Linked DNA regions of Homo sapiens: region 2 is linked to region 1. A link is an interaction called in ENCODE POLR2A ChIA-PET data of the cell type or tissue named here. Cell type or tissue: PC-9. All regions are shown on one strand. Each heading gives the region's core, and the rest is flanking DNA. Links, peaks and the distances in the headings are about the cores only.

Region 1 (5,927 bases), core at 847-3,346:
ACCAACAGGGACATCCAGAGCCATAACTGAATCTGTAGATTTTCCCATGTCCTCTCCAGCCTTTCTGGGTCTGGAGCCTGGGATGAAACAGGGTGACTGCTCTCTAAGGGATATGTTGTTGGGCAGGTTAAAAGGGCGCTTATGTTGTTGGGTCCCTAAAAAGTGTACCACTGGGCCGGGCACGGTGGCTCACACCTGTAATCCCAGCATTTTGGGAGGCCAAGGTGGGCGGATCAACTGAGATCGGGAGTTCGAGACCAGCCTGACTAATATGGAGAAATCCTGTCTCTACTAAAAACACAAAATTAGCTGGGCGTGGTGGCAGGCGCCTGTAATCCCAGCTACTCAGGAAGCTGAGGCTGGAGAATCGCTTGAACCTGGGAGGTGGAGGTTGTGATGAGCTGAGATGGTGCCATTGCACTCCAGCCTGGGCAACAAGAGAGAAACTCCATCTCAGAAAAAAAAAAAAAAAATAGCGTACCACCAAGCCGACTCTTCATCTTAGTATTCCATTCACTCATTCAACAGGTATTTATTTGCCTTGCGTTCATTCTCCTAGGCTAAGGTCAAATCATAGATACAAAAATGAACCAGAAATTATACCTCCTCTCAAGTATATTACATGTTCCTAATAAAAATAGTGGAAGATAACTTAGTAGTACTTTTATTTCTTATTCTACTCATGATAAATTACAACAACGTAGATATAACCCAAATTCATATACTTTGTTCTTGAGACTTTTTAATTGCCTTGCTATGTAACATAATGAATTCTTAGCTTTATTGGGTCCAATCACTCTGATCAGAGGCCATAATTTGCTTCAGCTTTAATATCCTCTAGATTCATATATCCGTTTGTATGTGTTCTCTGTGTATATTTGTGCATTAATATTTGTGCATTATGAACAGTATTAACAAGGGTGAAAATGCTGCTTCCAGTATGATCACTGTTAATCTTGCAATCATGCTAGTAACCATAATTTATTGTTAACAACTTGCCAGATTGAACCAAAAGCTTTATATGCACCAGCTTTTGTAGAGATGCAGTATAATATGCTGGTCAAGAACAGGGCCTCTGGAGTTGGACTGCCTGGATTCAAGTTTCAGCTCTGCCACTTATTTGCAGTATAAACTTGAGCAAACTATTTGATATCTCTGTGCCTCACTTTTCACATCTGCAAAATGGCCATACAGGTTGAGTATCCCTTATCTGAAATGTTTGGGACCAGAAGTGTTTCAAATTTCAGATTTTAGAATATTTGCATTATATACTTAAGGGTTGAGCATCCCTAATGGAAAACCTGAAATCCAAAATGCTCCGATGTGGCTGGGCACGGTGGCTCATGCCTGTAATCCCAGCACTTTGGGAAGCCTAGGTGGACAGATCACTTGAAGTCAGGAGTTTGAGACCAGCCTGGCCAACATGGTGAAACCCCATCTCTACTAAAAATACAAAACTTAGCTGGGCATGGAGGCACACACCTGTAATCGCAGCTACTCAGGAGGCTGAGGCAGGAGAATTGCTTGAACCTGGGAGGTGGAGGTTGCAGTGAGCCCAGGTTGCACCACTGCACTCCAGTCTGGGCAATATAGTAAGATTCTGTCTAAAAAAAAAAAAAAAAAAAATCCAAAATGCTCCAATGAATATTTCCTTCGAATGTCATGTCAGTGCTCAAAAAGTTTTAGATTTTGGATCATTTTGGATTTTGGATTTTTGGATTAGATGCTCAACCTGTAGTAACAGTATCTCAGAGGCTTGTGGAATAGATAAAATGAGTTAATAAATATAAAACATAGAGCAGTTCCTGGTACCTTTTAAGTGCTATTTTTAATCTTCACAGAAGTCAATGATAGAGTTATTATCCTATTTTACACATAGGAAAGTGAGACTTAGAGAGGTTCAGCAACTTGCCCAAGGCCACAGTTGAGCTATAATTCACAACTAGTCCTATCTAATGCAGACACTAATGCATTTAATGAAATGTTGTTCTGACTATTCTGTGCTGCCCTTAATTCTCAGAATAAGCTGCACTGTCAATCAATATTTAGAATTTAATTGAATTCTTAAAATTGAGTTATTAAAATGCAATAAAGCTGTTTATTCTTTGTAGACATTTATAATGGAAATTCTGGACTAGAAGTCAAGAGATTTACTTAGTTATAATTTTGAGCAAATAATATTTCTATCCTTATTCTGCAGATCTTTCAATAAATGGTCTTAGTTATAATTTTGAGCAAATAATATTTCTACCCTTACTCTGCAGATCTTGAAATAAATAAATGGTTTATATATGGTGATTTTGAAAAGCTCTCCCATCTCAAATTCTAGGAGAATTATTTAAAACAGGAGAAATTGCCTTTTTCACAAAAGCAGTAAACTCTGAAATAAGCAGTCAACTCAAGATTTTTGATGAATAGAAGTACTATGTTATGAGCAAAATCAAAATGTTTAACAATGTATTTAAATATATTTTGCATATTTAAAAATAGATATATAATTAACACTATAGTATACTTTCCTGAATTGTGGAAATGTGAGAGAGATAATCTTGGAATTTTGTAAAATATTTCTTTCTTTGTGAGGGAAAACTACACCTAACCATCTCTTTAATAAACAAGGTCTTTATTTACCTTGTAAATCTCTTTTCAGTGCAAACATGCTTAGACAGAGAAGAGATTAACTTCAGTGGCTTCCCACTAATTACAGAGATTAAGAAGTGGCTGCCTGAACTATTTTCCAAAGGATACACATTACAAATTATTGAATAGGGCAGCTAACCAAGAAGATCCTATTGGTTTGGGGGTAAGTAATTCTAAAAGTTATCTTTTCCTTAGAATGTCCCATGAATATGGTTTACTTGGGAAGTATGGCTCTCTGACTATACCAATCAGTTTTGAGCAGAGCTAATCCATTTATAGCATCTGCAATTTCCAGTGACCTAGATCTATGAATGGCATCTGTCATTGGTTTGATGACAATGTTGAAAAATAGGTTAGGCTGGCAGATAAGAAGCCCTGCACCCTCTATCTGTAAACAATACCACATCCCAAACTTTTTGAAAACTATCCTGAATTTTGCCTCTCAGCACATCTTGTGGCCTCTTATAGAAAATCCTGGAATATCTGAAGTGGAAGGGACCTTAGATTTGCCACTTCACAAGTATTTTTGTTGTACAGTACTGTGCAAGCCACTTGGGGTACAAAGATGAATAACGAGAGACCTTCTCTCATTATACACATAGTCTACTAAAAATCATTTCGTATAGTGTCCTAATTTTCTAGCTGGGGAGGCTGAGGCCAGAGTGGGGAATGGAGCTACTCAAGGACACATAATGGGATGAGGCAGGGCTGGGGTAGATCCTAGGCCTCTTGATGCCACTCACATTGTTTCCATTGCATTGTGCTTTTCTGTATTGGTTACCTATTCTCGTCAGGAAGTCAATTCTAGCAACTTCTCAAAATGTAGGCTGAAATTCTTCTGGAAAACTCCATTTTTTTAATGCTAATGGTATGAATGAGAATATTAAGTTGGTGCGTTTTAGCTGCTGTTCTCTTCTGTAAACAGTTCTTCCTGTAGACAGTTCTTCCTAGAATTAGGTTGGTCATGCCCATAAGAAACTTATTTCCTAGAACTTTTAGGCAGAACCTCAGAAGAAATGGGGACTGGGTGCTCCCACTGCCCCCCATACTTCCCTCAGCTATCTGATATCACAGCCAGTCGCAGGGGACACATGACATGGAGTAGTTGAGACTGGTCCTTCGTTAGGTTCCTTCGGTCCCAGCAAATGTTCATGCTGGTCACATCTTCAGGTTTCTCTTTTTTTCAGTTTCACCAGCAACTGGTATAGGACCTACACAAATAAGGTGCTTAGGAGGTGTTCCCTGAATGAGTGGAGGAGCACCTTTGAATGCATAATTCATTCTCTTTCTTTTCAGTTCTAGCCTCGTTAGTTGAGGGGGATGATACAAGTAAATCTGGAAAATGTTTCATTATTCTTTTAATTCTAATATATAATCCAATATTAACATTATTTAAATTCTAAGTCACTGGCTCTCAAACTTTTTGGTCTCAGAACTTCTTTTCACTCCTCAAAATTAAGAACCCCCAAAGAGGTTTTGTTTATGTAGGTTATAGATTGAGTTCGAATCCTGCTCTGCTACCATCATTTGACATTAAAACTGAGATTGAATGCCACATGCAGGGTTTGTTAAATTTAAAAATAAATAAATGAGGCCAGGTGCGGTGGCTCATGCCTGTAATCCTAGCACTTTGGGAAGTCAAGGTGGGTGGATCACCTGAGGTCAGGGGTTTGAGACTAGCCTTGCCAAAAAATGGTGAAACCCTGTCTCTACTAAAAATACAAAAAAAAAAAAAAAAAAAAAAAAAGCCTGATGTAGTGGCGCATGCCTGTAGTCCCAGCTACTCTGGAGGCTGAGACAGGAGAATCGCTTGAACCCAGGAGACGGAGGTTGCAGTGGGCTGAGATCACGCCATTGCACTCCAGCCTGGGTGACAAGAGTGAAACTCCGTCTCAAAAAAATAAAATAAATAAGTAAATTAATTAATTAATTTTAAAAAACAAATTTTAAAGACATTTACTTATTAATTTTGAAATAGCAATAAACCTATTGCATATTAACATAAAACATCATTTTATGAAAAATAAATATACTTTCCAAAACCAAAATATTTAATTGGAAGAAGTGGTATTGCTTTATGTTTTTGCAAATTTCTAATGTTTGCCTTAAAAAGGAGACAATTGGACTCTGATATCTGCTTCTGCATTCAGTCTATTATAATCTATTGTTTATGTTGAGGTATTAAAAGAAAAGAAGGCCCCACTTTGGGAGGCCAAGGCACGTGGATTGCTTGAGCCCAGGAGTTGGCGAAACCCCGTCTCTACAAAAAACACAGAAAAATTAGCTGGGCATGATGGTGCAAGCCTGTAGTCCCAGCTCCCTGGGAGGCTGAAGTGGGAGGATCACCTAAGCCTAGGAGGTTGAGGGTACAGTGAGATCACACCACTGCACTCCAGCCTGGGTGATAGAGTGAGACCCTGTCTCAAAAAAAAAGAAAGGAGAAGGAGAAGGAAAAAGAAAGAAAGAAGAAGGAGAAGGAGGAGAAGGAAGAAGGAAGAAGGAGGAGAGAAAAGGAGAGGAAGGAAGGGAGGGAGGGAGCGAAGGGCCTCACTGAGAGATGTGGTTGGAAAACAGAAGTCCTCCCAAACTCCCTGAAAGGCTCTCAGGAATCCCCCATGTTCCATGGATCACACTTTAAGAACTGCTAGTCTAGGTCATTACCTACATTGTCTCATTTAGTGGCATTATTTCTAGCATCTCAGAACATCTATTTCATGATTCTGGCACACTGAGAGGTGCCATAGTGAAATTATTAAAAAAAAAAAAATCCGGCCGGGCGCGGTGGCTCACGCCTGTAATCCCAGCACTTTGGGAGGCCGAGGCGGGTGGATCATGAGGTCAGGAGATCGAGACCATCCTGGCTAACAAGGTGAAACCCCGTCTCTACTAAAAATACAAAAAATTAGCCGGGCGCGGTGGCGGGCGCCTGTAGTCCCAGCTACTGGGGAGGCTGAGGCAGGAGAATGGCGTGAACCTGGGAGGCGGAGCTTGCAGTGAGCCGAGATTGCGCCACTGCAGTCCGCAGTCCGGCCTGGGCGACAGAGCGAGACTCCGTCTCAAAAAAAAAAAAAAAAAAAAAATCCAACAACCAAGGAAGGTTATAACCTTTTAGAATAACTGAGGCTTTTCTTTTTCAAGAAGCTTCAGTAGTGTAAATTATTTTTTATTTTTGATTACATCTTCTTAGTATTTATTTTATTGTGGCAGAGTGCACATAACATAAAATTTATGATTAGTGACATTTAGTATATAGAGACATTGTTGTGCAACCATCATCACTATCTAGT
Region 2 (5,927 bases), core at 2,106-4,605, 290 kb before region 1:
CTAGTCGGGATCTGGCTTGAGAAACTTGAAAGCACAGGGGCCACCATCTTTACTATCTGCTTTTTCTCCAGCCAGAGGCTGAGGCCCTCCCTTTGGGCATAGCTGTCCCTGAGGGTGAGGGAAGCAGGCAGTGTTTTCTGTGATCAGGGTGGTCCCCAAGTGGAGTAAGTTGGGCCTTCATCCTTCTCCATGCCTCCGGGAGCCCTAACCCTTCTCTCAGTAAGGACAGCTACTGTCTGGGGTCCTGGGCCCCCAGACTCACCTTGTCATTCATTCCCAATGGCTCTGTCCTCAAGAGCTTACAGTCTAGCGGGGCCACAAACAAGCAAGAGAAAGGGTCCCTTGAAAGGATGTTCACAGGGCAGTGGCCCGGCCAGGTGTGACCCCCTCTGGGGGGCCTGAGCTCCTGCCCTGCATGACGTCCTCACCTGCCGGCTGCACGCAGGTTACATCCCAAGGATGCCAGTCATCAGCTCCAGCCTCAGGAGGAAGCATCTTAGAGGCTCCAGTCCACGGCAGGTCAGAGGGCATCTCCAAGACCGCTGCCTGCCTTGGCTTCTGCTGTTTTGGACCTGCTGGTCCAACTGCCCATCCCAGGCCTGAGCCTCCACCTCGGCCCCATCAGGGCATCTCCAGCTCAGCTTCTGCTCTGGTTCTGCTGCTCCCTGAGCCAGGCCCCCACTTTCCAGCTCTGATCCTTCATAGGATGACTGTACCTCAAGTCTCAGGAGAGATGGAAGATGCCCGAGGTCAGCTCCCACCCCCGAAGTCAGGACCCCTCCCCAAAGGGCTGTTGGGTGGCACCAGGTGGAGGGAGAAGAGACTTTGGAGGGAGCACTGGCCCAGAACTCAGACTTAACTATATATCCCCAGGCTGCAATCTCTGGAAACATCCATTTCCTCCACTATAAAGGGGAATTTTAATTCCTACCCGACTCGGTAGTAGGGGAATTGGGTGACCGGCTGCCTCCCTACTTGTTAAAGGACCCTTCAGATGTACTCCCCTTCCTTTCCGTTCCCAAACCCCCAAACCCTGAGTGAGTGTTGGGAGCTGAAAATGTCAGTCTCCCCGGAATCAGCAGCACATAAGGGGTGGAGAGTCAGAGAATGGGTTTTAACACAAACACTAATTGTGGATCCCAGAATGGCCTCCCTGGCTCCATTCATGAGACTGGTATTTTTAGCCCAGGATCGGCTGCCTGTGGCCCCAGAGGGGGTGGCCAGGCCGTGTGTCATGTCTGAGTGATGATGGACTCACTTTGCCCAGGAAAAAAGCCCACAGGGGACTGCTGCCAGATCCCAGGGTTGCCACCGCATCCGGGAGGAGACAGATGTTCAGTTAAACCCTCTCATCCCCGAGGGGCACACTACAGGGTGTCAGGAATGATAGCAATAATTAATATGCATTAAGTGGGAGGCCGAGGCGGGCGGATCACAAGGTCAGGAGATCGAGACCATCCTGGCTAACACGGTGAAACCCCATCTCTAATAAAAATACAAAAAAATTAGCCGGGCGTGGTGGCGGGCGCCTGTAGTCCCAGCTACTTGGGAGGCTGAGGCAGGAGAATGGCGTGAACCTGGCAGGCGGACCTTGCAGTGAGCCGAGATCACGCCACTGCACTCCAGCCTGGGTGACAGAGCAAGACTCCATCTCAGAAAAAAAAAAATGCATTAAGCATTTCCTAGGTATCCAGCACTGTCGCGGCTTTACAGGCATTAACTTATTTAATCATTACTATGAGGTAGATACTATTATTATCCCCATTTTATAGATGAGAAAACTGCAGCTGGAGCAGTTAATTAACCTACTTGAGTCCACACCACAGTAGCGAGTGGAGCAGGGGGATTTAAAGCCAGGCAATCAAACTCCAAAGTCCATGCTCTTTCTGCCTGGTCACTTGGAATCTGGACCAGGAGTGGACAGTCTTCAATGGCCAGTAGGTCCTCCTGCCTCAGCCCATTGAGTTTTCTGGGATTGCAGAGTACATCCGGTCCTTCCCTCCTGCAGAGGTAAGGAAATTGAGGCCCACCATGATGCCCAAGGTTAAGGAGCCATTTGGCCCTAATTCCCAAACCACAACTTTTCCCACTGAATGACTCCATGGGACAAGTTCATTTTGTCACCCGCTCGCCTCCTCAGCCTATCCCCAGCTCCCAGATCAGATGAGCTTGCTTTAGGGCAAAGAGCCTGGACTCTGGATGCAGATGTGAGCCCCGATTTTGACGTGCTATGTGACCTTGGGCAAGTCAGCTCACCTCTCAGAACTTCAGTTTTCCCCTCTGTAAAATAGGCGTGATTGGGCTATCTTCATAAGGCTGTGTGGTGGGTATAAATTGTCTGGAGATTCATCAAATATGGGTTTCCTTACCTTGGGCTCCTTGAACTATTAATCCCCACTGTAAACAAGACACATGGTATACACCTGCCCAGGGTTACTCCTGGAAATGGAAGATCTGGTGATGGAATTGTAGACACCGTGACCACCTGTTGGGGAGATATTTGGAGCAAATCATGCCATGACTGCATCTACCCGCTGTTCAGATTCCCAACAGAAAAGAATTTGGCAGAAAGAAAGAAAAGAGAGACAAGGCCTATCCATGCTCTGAGCCAGCTGCCAGGGTAGGAAAACAGAACATGCATGGCAGAGCTCAGGACCAGCTTAACCAAGTCCCCTCTGGATGATCATGGGTCAGTCTCTCCTCTCCCCGGGGCCTGAATCTCCCAAATGCAGAGAGGGGAACAAGACTCTTTCATGCTCTCCCTGCCCTGATTTCTGTGACTTGATTAGGACAAGCCCCTCCCTCAGGGGCTTGGGACCCTACGTTCTGCCCCATCCTCCAGCATGTGCGCACACACACAGACAAACACACGCACACACACCCGGACTGTCTGCTCAGGGAACCTCCACAGCCCGGCTTCCACATTCACTCTGGGCTTGCCCAGGGCCCATGGGGTCGGCTCCCTGGGGCCTCAGCCTCTGAGTCACAGTCCACAAATGCAGCTCCCATCAGAGCAGGTGACTCTTTCCAGCTCTGAATCTCAATTGCAAATTTCCTGACTGGAAAATCTGATTGGCCCAGGTGGCATCAGGGGGCCCAGTGGGCTGGGTCATGCATCATGTATCATGGGCTAGGGGTGGAGCAGCTTCTCCAAGAACAGGGTGCAGATGAGAAGGAAATGAAAGCACCTCTAAGTCAGAAGCAAAATGAGTTCACCCAGAATGTAAATTAGTTACATGGAAAAATCGATCTACACTCATTTCACATTTATCTAGAAAACTCTCAGAAAGCAGCTGCTATTGGGGTGAAAATTAGAAAGAAAAAAACTACCCCTTATTCTCAGCTGCCAAAACAAATGTCAAAAATCCACATCCCTGACTCATCAGAGAGTCCTCTCATTCATTGATTATGAACTCTTACACTACAGACAATCCTGATACACACTGGTTATTGGTTTTTCATCCAAAGGAGTCATGATAACGTGGTGAGAAGTAACTGCTGATATCTCATGAGGAAGAAATCTTTAAAAATATAGAAGCAAAGCAGAACTTTTAAAAGCAGACACAAGGGCTAAGCAGCTTGGGGGACATTCATAGTTCAGGCACAGTGAGTTTTGGAGTCCCTAAAATTTACATCAATGCATACAGTAGTTAAAACTCACAATGACAACCCTGGAGCATTGAGAATAAGTAAAATTGCATTTCCTGACCTTCACTTAAGGTGGTATAAATAGGTAACACATGGCGAAAGACTGCCATTTAAAAAAAAAAAAAGAACAGTTTTAAGTTTTTAACAGAAAAAATAAATCTCATCTGGAAAATGCATTCTCATGGAATAATGCATTATAAATGATGTATGACTATATGAGGGTTTATAAGCCAATCCAACAAAAATAATAAATGGCACAATTTTGAAACCAAACTCTGTAACTAGCAGCTCGAGTTTCATTACTGGAGGAATAAAGTGCTTTAACAGTGATTTCAGTTGGATCAAGGACCCCAGAGACCCTGCCAAGAGTTTGAAAGCAGATAATTGTTAGGAGCAATGCCCAGTTCCAGCCCACCCCATAATTTTACCCTCTAGCTTCATAACTCTACACTTCGTTATGAGGGGGAAGGAGGCTGAAGAACTGTGATGTGTTCAAACTTGAAACTGGGTGGAAAGTTCAAAGTCCTTGGTGTTGTGGGTCCCAAAACTTATATATATCGAAATCACTTAGAGATGCATAAAAACTTTAGGAGGTCTGGAAGAGGAATCAGAAATATCAGGAATAGCCATAAACACATTCCCTAAATGGTTCTGATACAAGGTGGTCCATGGACCCCTTGTTGAGGAACGTGGCTCCCCTCATTCTGCAGATGGAGAAATCAAGGCCCAGAAACGAACAGAAAAGTGGCCCAAAGTCACACAGCAAGTCAGAAGCTGAGCTGGCCTCCGGCCCGTGCAGCACTTCTTTCCACCAAATTCCGCCTGCCCACGGACGGCCCCCTGGGGCTCACATTCCAAGGAGCCATGTAACGGGAAAGGAAATGTCAGCCGTGACTGTTCCGATGTTCGAAGGCCCATTGTAACTCCAGGTTCCGCCAGACACAGTCCTCAGAGCTCAGGCGGCCAAGATTCATGAGCCTGCTTTTTCCAGATGGGATCAGGGATGAGATTACAACAGCCAGCATTTATTTTTATTTCCCCAGGAAAATAAATCGGCAGTTTTGCTCCAAGAAAAGTGATCAGAGGAAGCAGTGTTCCTAACCAGAAGGAGGGCCTGGACCATCTCCAGCCCCTCATAGCCCCCTCCAGGCCTGCCTCCCATCCTGAAGGTGCCTGACGTTAAGTCAGAGCCTCAGACAAAGCACCCTTTGGGCTTGGACTCAAGAAACCTCTCCTGCCTATGGCAGTGGATAAAGGTCTTAGGAGCTGGAGGGTTACTTTCTCCCACCCCAACTTAGGTGAAAGACATTTGGCAGTGTCTGGATTTGAGAACTGGAGAGGGGTGCTACTGGCCTGTAGGAGGTCGAGGCCAGGGATGCTGCCAAACATCCTGCCATGAAAGGGACTGCCCCCACAACAAAACTCCTTGGCCCAAAATGTCAACGGTGTTGAGGGTGAAAAACCCCCAACCACGGGCAAGTGGCCACAGATGTTAGGAGTCGGGATGTGAGTCAAGGTTTTGCCTGTAAATGCTGTGTGAGCTTGGGCAAGGCTCTGCCCTCTCTGGGCCTCAGATTCCCAACTCTACAAGGAGGAGGCAGGGGAGGCTTGTCTCTGGGGCCTCTGCCATTTTGGTCATTCCAGGTTCCGGAGTCCAGGAAGCCTGAGACGGTGCCTTGCCTTACAACTGAGATGTGACTGTCAGAGGGGAGGGGGTCTATGCAGCCCCCACTTGCCTGAGGAGTGCACAATCAGCTCTCTTGAGCCCCTCCCCCGAAGCACTGTATCTGGAACTCCTGCTCCACCAGGAACGGAAAAACCATTATCTGCAGATGACATCACTTTGCAAAAATGCAGGCGGGTGGTTGCCAAGCAGAACTCCAGGGAAACAGCGGGAAGGAAGGGCTCAGAGCATGCCAGCCACCAGCACACCAGCATCCGGCACCTTCACAAATCTCAGCACAACCCTGGGCAAGTTATTCCACTTCTCTGGACTTCGGTCCTCCCATCCATACAAGAAGAGAAAACATCTGGGTTTTGCTAGGAGCCCTTCCACCGGAACAGTCCAAGATCCCGCGACTCTTTCATGTCAAGCCTCGGAGGGCTTCTGGGCTGCAGGAGCACAAAGGGAGCCCCTCCAGGTACAGGAGTCCAGAGTTAGGGCTGAAAGGAGAGGAAATTGGCTGCCCTGCTTGACTGACCACACAGAGGCTCTGATGCCACCAAACTGCTTGAGAACAGCTCTCCTCCCAGAGCGCTGGTCCTGTGTCCTGCCCACC

Evidence for each region. ChIA-PET counts read pairs that join two places held together with the same protein. Peaks named below come from ENCODE experiments on the same cell type or tissue, not always from the same donor. Only the 100,000 strongest peaks of a DNase experiment are listed, where the experiment ranks them.
Region 2: POLR2A ChIA-PET joins it to region 1 with 11 read pairs; 2 of 35 experiments call an interaction of 5 or more read pairs at or near these places.

What each region holds. Positions count from the first base shown.
Region 1 is chr9:113,333,164-113,339,090 of GRCh38, reverse strand. WDR31 (WD repeat domain 31) reads left to right here. Exons shown (of 11, transcript NM_001012361.4): 2 at 2,651-2,803. Among named protein-coding and RNA genes, the nearest start is that of WDR31, 4.1 kb to the left of the region's middle. In PC-9, for the core only: no CTCF peak of the experiment used is centred there; no DNase peak of the experiment used is centred there.
Region 2 is chr9:113,620,241-113,626,167 of GRCh38, reverse strand. LOC105376222 (a long non-coding RNA gene) reads right to left here. Exons shown (of 4, transcript XR_007061739.1): 2 at 1,810-5,927; 3 at 429-723. Among named protein-coding and RNA genes, the nearest start is that of RGS3, 160 kb to the right of the region's middle. RefSeq lists enhancers at 2,892-2,951, 2,629-3,500, 4,372-5,243 and a silencer at 2,905-3,199. In PC-9, for the core only: no CTCF peak of the experiment used is centred there; a DNase peak (open chromatin) is centred at 3,067; H3K27ac peaks cover 1,670 bases.